Regions from separate parts of the Homo sapiens genome. Here region 2 is linked to region 1. A link is an interaction called in ENCODE POLR2A ChIA-PET data of the cell type or tissue named here. Cell type or tissue: HepG2. All regions are shown on one strand. Each heading gives the region's core, and the rest is flanking DNA. Links, peaks and the distances in the headings are about the cores only. Region 1 overlaps R3HDML (R3H domain containing like). Region 2 overlaps GDAP1L1 (ganglioside induced differentiation associated protein 1 like 1).

What was found. Peaks named below come from ENCODE experiments on the same cell type or tissue, not always from the same donor. Only the 100,000 strongest peaks of a DNase experiment are listed, where the experiment ranks them.
Region 2: POLR2A ChIA-PET joins it to region 1 with 10 read pairs; 3 of 35 experiments call an interaction of 5 or more read pairs at or near these places.

What each region holds. Positions count from the first base shown.
Region 1 is chr20:44,349,495-44,353,881 of GRCh38, reverse strand. R3HDML (R3H domain containing like) reads right to left here. Exons shown (of 5, transcript NM_178491.4): 5 at 2,644-3,222. The coding sequence ends at 3,090. It overlaps R3HDML-AS1 (R3HDML antisense RNA 1), which reads left to right. Exons shown (of 4, transcript NR_184036.1): 2 at 1,932-2,014; 3 at 3,026-3,262. Among named protein-coding and RNA genes, the nearest start is that of R3HDML-AS1, 3.6 kb to the left of the region's middle. RefSeq lists an enhancer at 352-851. In HepG2, for the core only: no CTCF peak of the experiment used is centred there; a DNase peak (open chromatin) is centred at 1,631; H3K4me3 peaks cover 660 bases.
Region 2 is chr20:44,272,171-44,276,557 of GRCh38, reverse strand. The region is part of intron 5 of GDAP1L1 (ganglioside induced differentiation associated protein 1 like 1); the gene reads right to left. Among named protein-coding and RNA genes, the nearest start is that of GDAP1L1, 27 kb to the right of the region's middle. RefSeq lists a silencer at 1,875-2,169 and an enhancer at 3,804-4,313. In HepG2, for the core only: a CTCF peak has its summit at 3,982; a DNase peak (open chromatin) is centred at 2,047.

The DNA.
Region 1 (4,387 bases), core at 124-4,123:
AGCCAAGATTGCACTACTGCACTGCAGCCTTGGCGACAGAGCCAGACTCCATCTCAGAAAAAAAAAAAGTATTAATATTTTTATATGGGGGTGGGGGAGGTTTGCTAACCCTATGTCAATTTCCCAAAATGTTCTGGAGATTTAAGTGGTACGTAACCCCCTGCATGAAGTGGCGTCATGAGGTCACATAACTACGAAGGAGCCAACACAGAACTGGAATTCAGCATCATCTGACCCCAAAGCCCGTGCTATTTCAACAGGTCTCACATTGCCTTCCTGAGCACCAGGATAATGAGGATGACAACCACTGGCATTTATGAACTCTTTAGTTTGTCAGCATTGTATATTCTTAACGTCATTGAATTGTCACTGTCAATATTCCCATTTTACAGATGTAAAAACTGGGATTCAAGAAGTTTCATTAAATCTGTTCTTTTTTTTTTTTTTTTTTTTCTGAGACAGAGTTTTGCTCTTGTTGTCCAGGCTGGAGTGCAATGGCGCCATCTCGGCTCACTTTAACCTCCGCCTCCTGGGTTCAAGCGATTCTCCTTCCTCAGCCTCCCAAGTAGCTGGGATTACAGGCACACAGCACCACGCCTGGCTAATTTTGTATTTTTAGTAGAGACGGGGTTTCACCATGTTGGTCAGGCTGGTCTGGAACTCCTGAACTCAGGTGATCCACCTTCCTTGGCCTCCCAAAGTGCTGGGATTACAGGTATGAGCCACTGTGCCAGGGAAGAGACAAGCCAAAAGTGCCACTGTAAGGTGGGAATTCCACGTGATCTCTTCGGTTTTCCATTTCTGATACTGCCTTCGAGAGCCCATTCCAAAAAATAAAGTAGGAAAGATATAGTCTAAGAACAATGAACTCACAACAGTGTCCTTAATTCTCTCTCTCTTTTTTTTTTTTTTTTTGAGACACAGACTTGCTGTGTCACCCAGGCTGGAGTGCAGTGGTGCAGTCTTGGCTCACCGCAACCTTCACTTCCTGGGTTCAAGCAATTCTGGTGTCTCAGCCTCCTGAGTAGCTGGGATTACAGGCGTGCCCCACCATGCTTGGCTAATTTTTGTAATTTTAGTAGAGACAGGGTTTCACTGTGTTGCCCAGACTGGTCTTGAACTCCTGGCCTCAAGCTATCTGCCGCCTTGGCCTCCCAAAGTGCTGGGATTACAGGCATGAGCCACCACGCCCAACCTCTTAATTCTCTTATTTCACTCATTTCCAGCATTTGGAAGCTAGTACTCACCCCATGCCTCATTTATCTCATCTGTAAAGTGGAGCAATAGTATACGTGCATGCACTTGTGCATTGATCTAGCCTTCTGCAGAGCGGGGCCCAAAGCGCTGTTAGTTCCTTCCCCTGGTCTTCCAGTTGAGCTGGTTTTCCTCTCACCCATCTTCCCCCACCCAGTTCCCATTCCTTGTGTTTTGACCCTCTTGGGAGCCAAGAGAGGGAGGGACCAGAAAGAGCCACTACACTGGATCTCAAAAGACTTTATTGGGGGTGGAATGGGAGGGGGTGACATGCACAGGATGAGAAAATTCATTCCATCCAGGACAACGTAGGGACTCCATGGAAAAGGGCCTGTTTTCCATCCCGGGTCTTCAAAGGAAAAGCTCTCCAGCCAGGCAGGGAGTGGGCCCCAGCTGCAGGGCAAGGTCTGAGGGAGGAGATTTTACTATCTCTGGAGACAAAAGGACTTTTGTGTGCTATGATCCCTGGGTGGGATGGTGGGGGGAGAGGGGAAATGGTTTATTGGAATGAGAGTAAGATTATATGGGAGAAAAAGAATCAGAGATGCAGAGACCAAAACAAAAACAGGCAGAGATAGAACGGACAGTAGACAAAAGAGAGAGAGACCGAGGCAGAGATAGAGAAAAAAAGGCCCAGAGAGAGTCCCCTCAGGCCAACTTTGGTTTTCACTTCTCAGTTCTGAGAGCCGAGGAAGCAGGAAGGAGCTGTGAGAGACTGAGCTCTAACCTTGGCCATCAAAGACAAGCTGTGCAGCTCTGGGTAAGTTACACCCTGCTCTGAGCCTCAGTGTACCCATCTGTAAAAAGGGGGGCCTGGACTCTGTCGTGGCTCCAGTACCATGCAGTGGGGGTGGGGGGGCGGATGTCCACAAGCCAATTTCAATGTTTTTCAAAATCATGGGCCTGAAATGTGCCCAACTCAGGGAGCGAATCACGAGTCCTCAAAGACTGCCCAGAAACTGGTTGACTGTTATGAGACGAATGAAAGCGGGTTTCCTTTCTTTCTTTCTTTTTTTTTTTTTTTTTAGAGACAGAGTCTCACTCTGTCCTCAGGCTGGAATGCAGTCGCTGGATCTCTGTTCACTGCAACCTCCGCCTCCTAGGTTCAAGCGATTCTCCTGCCTCAGCCTCCCGAGTAGCTGCGATTATAGGCGCGAGCCACCACTCCTGGCTAATTTTTGTATTTTTAGTAGAGACAGAGTTTCACCATGTTGGCCAGGCTGGTCTCGAACTGTTGACCTCAGGTGATCCACCTGCCTCAGCCTCCCAAAGTGCTGGGATTACCGGTGTGAGCCGCCGCACCCAGTGGAATTCCTTTCATTGGATGGACAAAGTCATTTGGGTTTGACAAAGCCTGAGAGTTACAAAACCGAGGTGCCAGGTTTTTTATTTGTTTGTTTGTTTGTTTCTAAATAGAGATGGGGTATCGCCAGGCTTTCCAGGCTGTTCTCCAACTCCAGGACTCAAGTGATTCTCCCACCTCAGCCTCCCAAAATACTGGGATTATAGGTGTGAGCCATTATGCCTGGTCCCAAGGTGCCAGTTCTATGCCTTCCAGCCTTGGTTCTCTGAGAACCGAATTAATGAAAGATGCAGGGCTCTTTCCCAGAGGCCCAAGAAAAGAAAGATGCAACTAGGAAAGAAGGAAGGCAAGGAGGTCATTTTCTTTTGACCCATGTTGGACATTTAAGAAGGGGATCTAGGAGGGAAAATTCAACAGGGGGTGATTCTAACTCATATCCTTTAAAGAAACAATTATTTCTCCACCCAGTTTTTTGAGGGCAGGACATGGAGGGTCAGGCCCAGCTGGAGGCGCACCAAAGCCCAGAGAAAATTCAGAACCACGTGAACTTGTTGGATTTCAGCCCCTTGAAGCACATGTTGCTATTGCAGCTGCCTTGATAACTGGGGGGACAGGAGGAGCACGGCTTTCCCATCTTGTACGGGGACTCGCCAATCCAGTTGCCCCTGGAAGAGAAAAGGACCCAGGGAGACAGAGGAGCATTAGGTGAGTAACCTTCACACAGATGTCCAGATCTCAGCGCTGCCACTGACCAGCCCTGGGGACCTGGGGCAAGTCACATCTGCAAGCCTTGGTTTCTTTTTTTTCTTTCCTTTATTTATTTATTTATTTATTTTGTTTTGCTCTGTCACCCATAGCTCACTGCAGCCTTGACGTCCTGGGCTCAAGCAATCCTCCCAACTCAGCTCAGTCTTCTGAGTAGCTAAGACTACAGGCACATGCTACCATGCCCAGCTAATTTTTTATTTATTTGCAGAGATGGGGGGTCTCCCTATACTGCTCAGGCTGGTCTCAAACTTCTGGACTCAAGCAGTCCTCCTGCCTCAGCCTCCCAAAGTGCTGAGATTACAGTCATGAGCCACTGTGCCCAACCTGTAAGCCTTGGTTTCTCCTGTAAAACCAAGAGAAGAGCCTCCTCTCTCTCTAAGGAATTCAGCAAAGATCACATGTATGTATGCACCTAGCACTGTGCCTAGTTAATTAGTGGCTCCCTTGTAAGGGTTGATTTTCTTATTCTTTTTGTTTGTTTTGTTCTGAGAGGGAGTCTCGCTCTGTCACCCAGTCTGGAATGCAATGGTGCGATCTTGGCTCACTGCAGCCTCCGCCTCCTGGGTTCAAGCAATTCTCGTGCCTCAGCCTCCTGAGTAGCTGGGATTATAGGCATGTGCCACCACACCTGGCTAATTTTTGTATTTTTAGTACAGACAGGGTTTCACCATGTTGGCCAGGCTGGTCTCGAACTCCTGACCTCAAGTGATCTGCCCACCTTGGCCTCCCAAAGTGCTGGAATTACAGACGTGAGCCACCGCGCCCAGCCTTTTTCTCCCTCTTTCTCCTTTCAAAGCCTAAAATTGTTCCTCCAGCTCTTGCTCATGGCTGCCTAATAATCTCACCACTGGCCTGTGGCATTCTTTGCCAAGCCCCAGTGCCTTGTTTTCTCACCTTAAATGAACACACCTTTGAGCAGAAATATAATCTTTTTTCTCCAAACGTGATTGTTGAGTGACCATGAGTGAAATCAGCTGAAGTGCTCAGAAAAATACTCACTTCTGGTTTCCTAACAGGACTCATTCAATCATTTAGTCATTCAACAAACACTTCTGGAGCACC
Region 2 (4,387 bases), core at 251-4,250, 77 kb after region 1:
GGATAATACTGCCCGTCAAAGTATCTGCTCCCAAGACTGGCTTCTTTCTTTCTTCCCTCCCTCCCTGCTTGCTTGCTTTCTGCCTTTCTTTTTCTTTCTTTCTTTCTTTCTTTCTTTCTTTCTTTCTTTCTTTCTTTCTTTCTTTTTCTTTTTTCTTTCCCTTTCTTTTCTTTTCCTTCCTTCCTTCCTTCCTTCCTTCCTTTCCTTCTTTCTTTCTTTCTTTTTGACAAAGTCTCGCTCTGTCACCCAGGCTGCAGTGCAGTGGTGCAATCTTGGCTCACTGCAACCTCCACCTCCAGGGTTCAAACAATTCTTCTGCCTCAGCATTCCAAGTAGCTGGGACTACAGGTATGCACCATCATGCCTGGCTATTATTTTTTTTTTTTTTTGGTATTTTTACTAGAGATGGGGTTTTGCCACGTTGGCCAGGCTGGTCTTGAAATCCTGACCTTAGATGATCCGCCTGCCTCGGCATCCCAAAGTGCTGGGATTACAGGTGTGAGCCACCACACCTGGCCTCATTTTGATTTTAAGAAAGGGGCAGATGTTAAACACATATTATAAAGGGGTTAAGCACTAACATCTTACTAATACTCTTTCTTTGATGTAATCAAAAGAGGATAACTCACACAACGTGGTTTTACATTATTTATCACCATGTTTTTGTGTCATCTAAATTTAGCTTGACTATTGCATTTGGGATTAAGAAAGAAAAAATTAGCCTGCATTTTTAGAAAACACTTGTTTGTGCAATATTTTCTCCTAGTTGTTTTGACCTGAAATTCTGGAGCATCTTTGGTCTCTTACATCTCCTCTTTGCTCAAAAATCTTTAATTCTCCCCCACTGACTACACCTTAATGTCCAAGTTCCTGTGCCTAGACGTTAAGCCCTTTCAAGAGTGAGTTTAGCTTTAATATGTCTATAATCTTGACTCCTCATGAATTGCCCATTGGTCCACTGTCTTCCCCAACAAGCTGCCACTTCAGCCTCCGGGCCTTTGTCTCTGCTGTACCCCATGCCCGGAATGCTCTCCCCTCTCCCTTCCCTTCCTGTGATGGCTGCTTTCCTGGGAGGCTTGCCCCCGCACCTTTGAACAGGTTGTTCCTTTCAGTTCAGGAATTCCATGAGTCCAGTGCTCCCTACCGTCAAAACCTGAGCCCCCTCCTTCTGCTCTACATCTTCTTGGTCACGGATTCATTCATTTAGCAAGTGGTTACCTGGCAGTATGTGCTGGGCATGAAGACACGACACAATACAATGTCTCCCCTCAAGAGGCTCATAGTCACAGGGAAAGGGGTAAAGTGTAATGAAGGCTCTCATCAGAAGGTTATCCTTGAATAGGTAATCTTCAAGGCACCTGATGAGGCTGGGTGCAGTGGCTCACATCTCTCTCCCTTACTTTAGGAGGCTAAGGCAGGAGGATTGCTTGAGCACAGGAGTTTGAGACCAGCCTGGGCAACATGGCGAGACCCTCCTCTCTACAGAAAAATTTAAAAATAGCTGAATCGGTAGCATGTGCGCCTGTGGTCCCAGCTACTAGGGAGGCTGAGGCAGGAGGATGGCTCGAGCCCGGAAGGTCGAGGTTGCAGTGAGCCTTTTTCACACCACCGCACTCCAGCCTGGGTGACAGAGAGACCCTGTCTCAAAAACTAACAAACAAACAAACAAACAAAGAAGACACCTGATGGGCCCCCGAGGGGAGATAATGAGTTGGGAGTTAGTGATGCAGGTTCCAGGCTCAGAGAAGCACCATCAATGTGGAGGTGGTATTTAAAGCCAGGAGAGTGGACAGTATCAGTGTAGCCAGACTTGGAAATAGGGCAAGGGACTGAACCCGGGGTCCCTCTGCAAACTTTAAATATTGACACCAAGAGAAACCAGCAAAGATGATAAGAAGGAGCCGCCTTTCAGGTAGGAGAAGAACCAGGAGAGTGTGGTGTCCAGCAAGTCAACTTAGGACAGGGTTCCGAAGAGGAGACAGTGCTCAGCTGTGTTCACATGCTGTGTTGAGGTCAAATAGGAGGCCTGAGAACTGGTGACTGCGTTTACCGACTGGCGACCCTGGCAAGAGCAGCTGGAGTAGAATGCTGACTTAAAAGCTGGTTTGGAGGGAGTTCAAAGAGAAAGGGAGGAGAGGAATTGGAGATGGTGAACAAAGATCATTCTGCCACAGAATTTTGCTAGAATGGGGAGGATGGGCCAGTAGTGAGAGACAAGTCAAGAGCATTTTCATAAGTTGGGAGGAATAAAATAGCATGTGTTTGTGGATGATGCCACAGAGAAGGGAAAGATTCTATGGGGAAGAGTGGATAGAATTACGGATGTGGTGTTCTTACAGGGATGAGAGTGGATGGGATCTGGTGCACTAGGGAAGGGATTGGTTTTAAAGGACAATCCCTTCCATCCTTGGACAAGGACAAGAACAGTCCATCCCTTGGTAACAAGAGGGCATATATACTACCGTATTTCATCAAATCTAAGTTACTATTAAATATAAGACACTTATCCAAAAGTAAGAAAGGAGAATTAAACTATTGACTGGAATAAACATTCCAGTTTCAGAGATGCTAAGATGTGGTCTAACAAAGATGCATCTTAGAATTGATGATATACAGTGGGTGGGTCGTTGTGGGGATCAGAGCTGTGAAGATCTCTTTCTAATGCTTTGATTTTCTCAGTGATATATTGCCATTACTTTTAATGGCCAAAACCACAATTATTTTTGCACTAACCTAAAGTGATCAGTTCTGAGTGAGGATGTGGGGGAGGTGGCTGGAGGGCGGAGGAGGAAGAAGGCATAAAGGAGTCATCTAGAGAGTGAAGGGGGGAGGCTTGGGGCAGCATTGAGGTCACCTAAGGCTTGCAGTCATGAATACAAAGTGAGTCCTGCCAGCATCCTGTGTGTTTCTCCAGCCACATATAGCTTCACAGGTGAAGGCGCTGAGTAGGTGGAGAGCTGGGTTCAACAAGGTTTGAGGTTTTGCAAAGCAAGTATGGAGGGCCAGGGAGTTGAATGTGCAGGCACGAAAGTTCTCCTAATGATGAACCAGGGAATCACCACTAGGTACGGAGGGAGGTGCGATTGTGATGGGAGTGACGGACAGTGAAAGGATCAAGTGACGTAAGTCCCCAGCTGCAGACTGCATGATACCAGCAAGGGAGTGTGGGTAGACAGATCAGAGAACAGGCCCAGGGACTAGGTTTAGATACTGGGCAACATGGAGAAACCAGCAAGGGACATGAGAAGAAGCAGCCCAAGAGATAGGAGGCGAACCAGGACAGTGTGGTATAATTCCCTGGATCTTCCAACAACTCTATAAAGGTGATGTTATTATCCCCACTTTACAGATGAGGCAATCGAGGCACAGAGAGGTTAAGTAACTTAGTGAAACCTCAGCTAATATGTGTCAGAGCAGAGCCTAGATTTGAACTTAGGCCATCTGGTTCCAGATTCTGTGGTTGTAACCACTCTATTAAGCTACTTATTTCCACATGCAAATGAGCATAGACACAGCAGGTATCTCCACGTCAACTCAGGCCGCTTTCAGTACATGAGTTCTTTACTCAGGTCTGTGTGCAGATCTCTTCATGCGTCTGTATCCCGCATAGACTGCATGTTTGCCCTGTGTCTGCCTGCACAAATCCATGCAGCCGATTGTTTATATGCATGTGGATATTCACTCTCCTGGGCATCTGTGTCCACGTGGTGTGGGATTACCACACATGTGAGTGCAGTTTAAGCCCAGGCGAATCTGGATGTTTGCCTCAGACATGTTCACTATTATGTTCATGCCTATGTTTATGTTTGTAGGCAAATGCTGATGGCCTTCTATGCATGTCCGTGTTTGTGTGTGCGCCTGGGCAGCAATCTGGTATCTGATCCCTTCCCTGTTCTCCTCTCTTCTCCTCTACTTGTGTGTTCCCTTTGCAAACCCCAGGCCTGGATGAGCCCCTTCTGCACTTCTCTGGGTCTGCCAGCTGGAGGCGATCTCACAATGAGGCCAACTGGTTACACTTTAATGTCAGGACCGCAAAGCCCAGGAGGGCACTCCGTGCTGCCCAGGGTCCTATTATATTTCTTGAGTGCTTCCTGCTCCCTGTGGAGACAATTGCATCTTTTCATCCTCTCTTCTCACCCTTCTCACATCCTTTCCCCAGCTCCCTCTCAGCCAATGACATCACCTCATGGTTCGTTCAGAAGATAGCAGCTTTCAGAGATGAAAGCCCACACTCCCCACCTCAATGCTGCAAAACCGCTCCATACTGCTGATGCGGACCAATGCAGGGCGTGTCCTAACCCCACGGCCAAGCCCTCCATGTGCCCTCTGCACCTGCTCCATGCCACGTCTCCACATCTCTTCAGGTTGCCTTTCTAGGTGCTCCTCC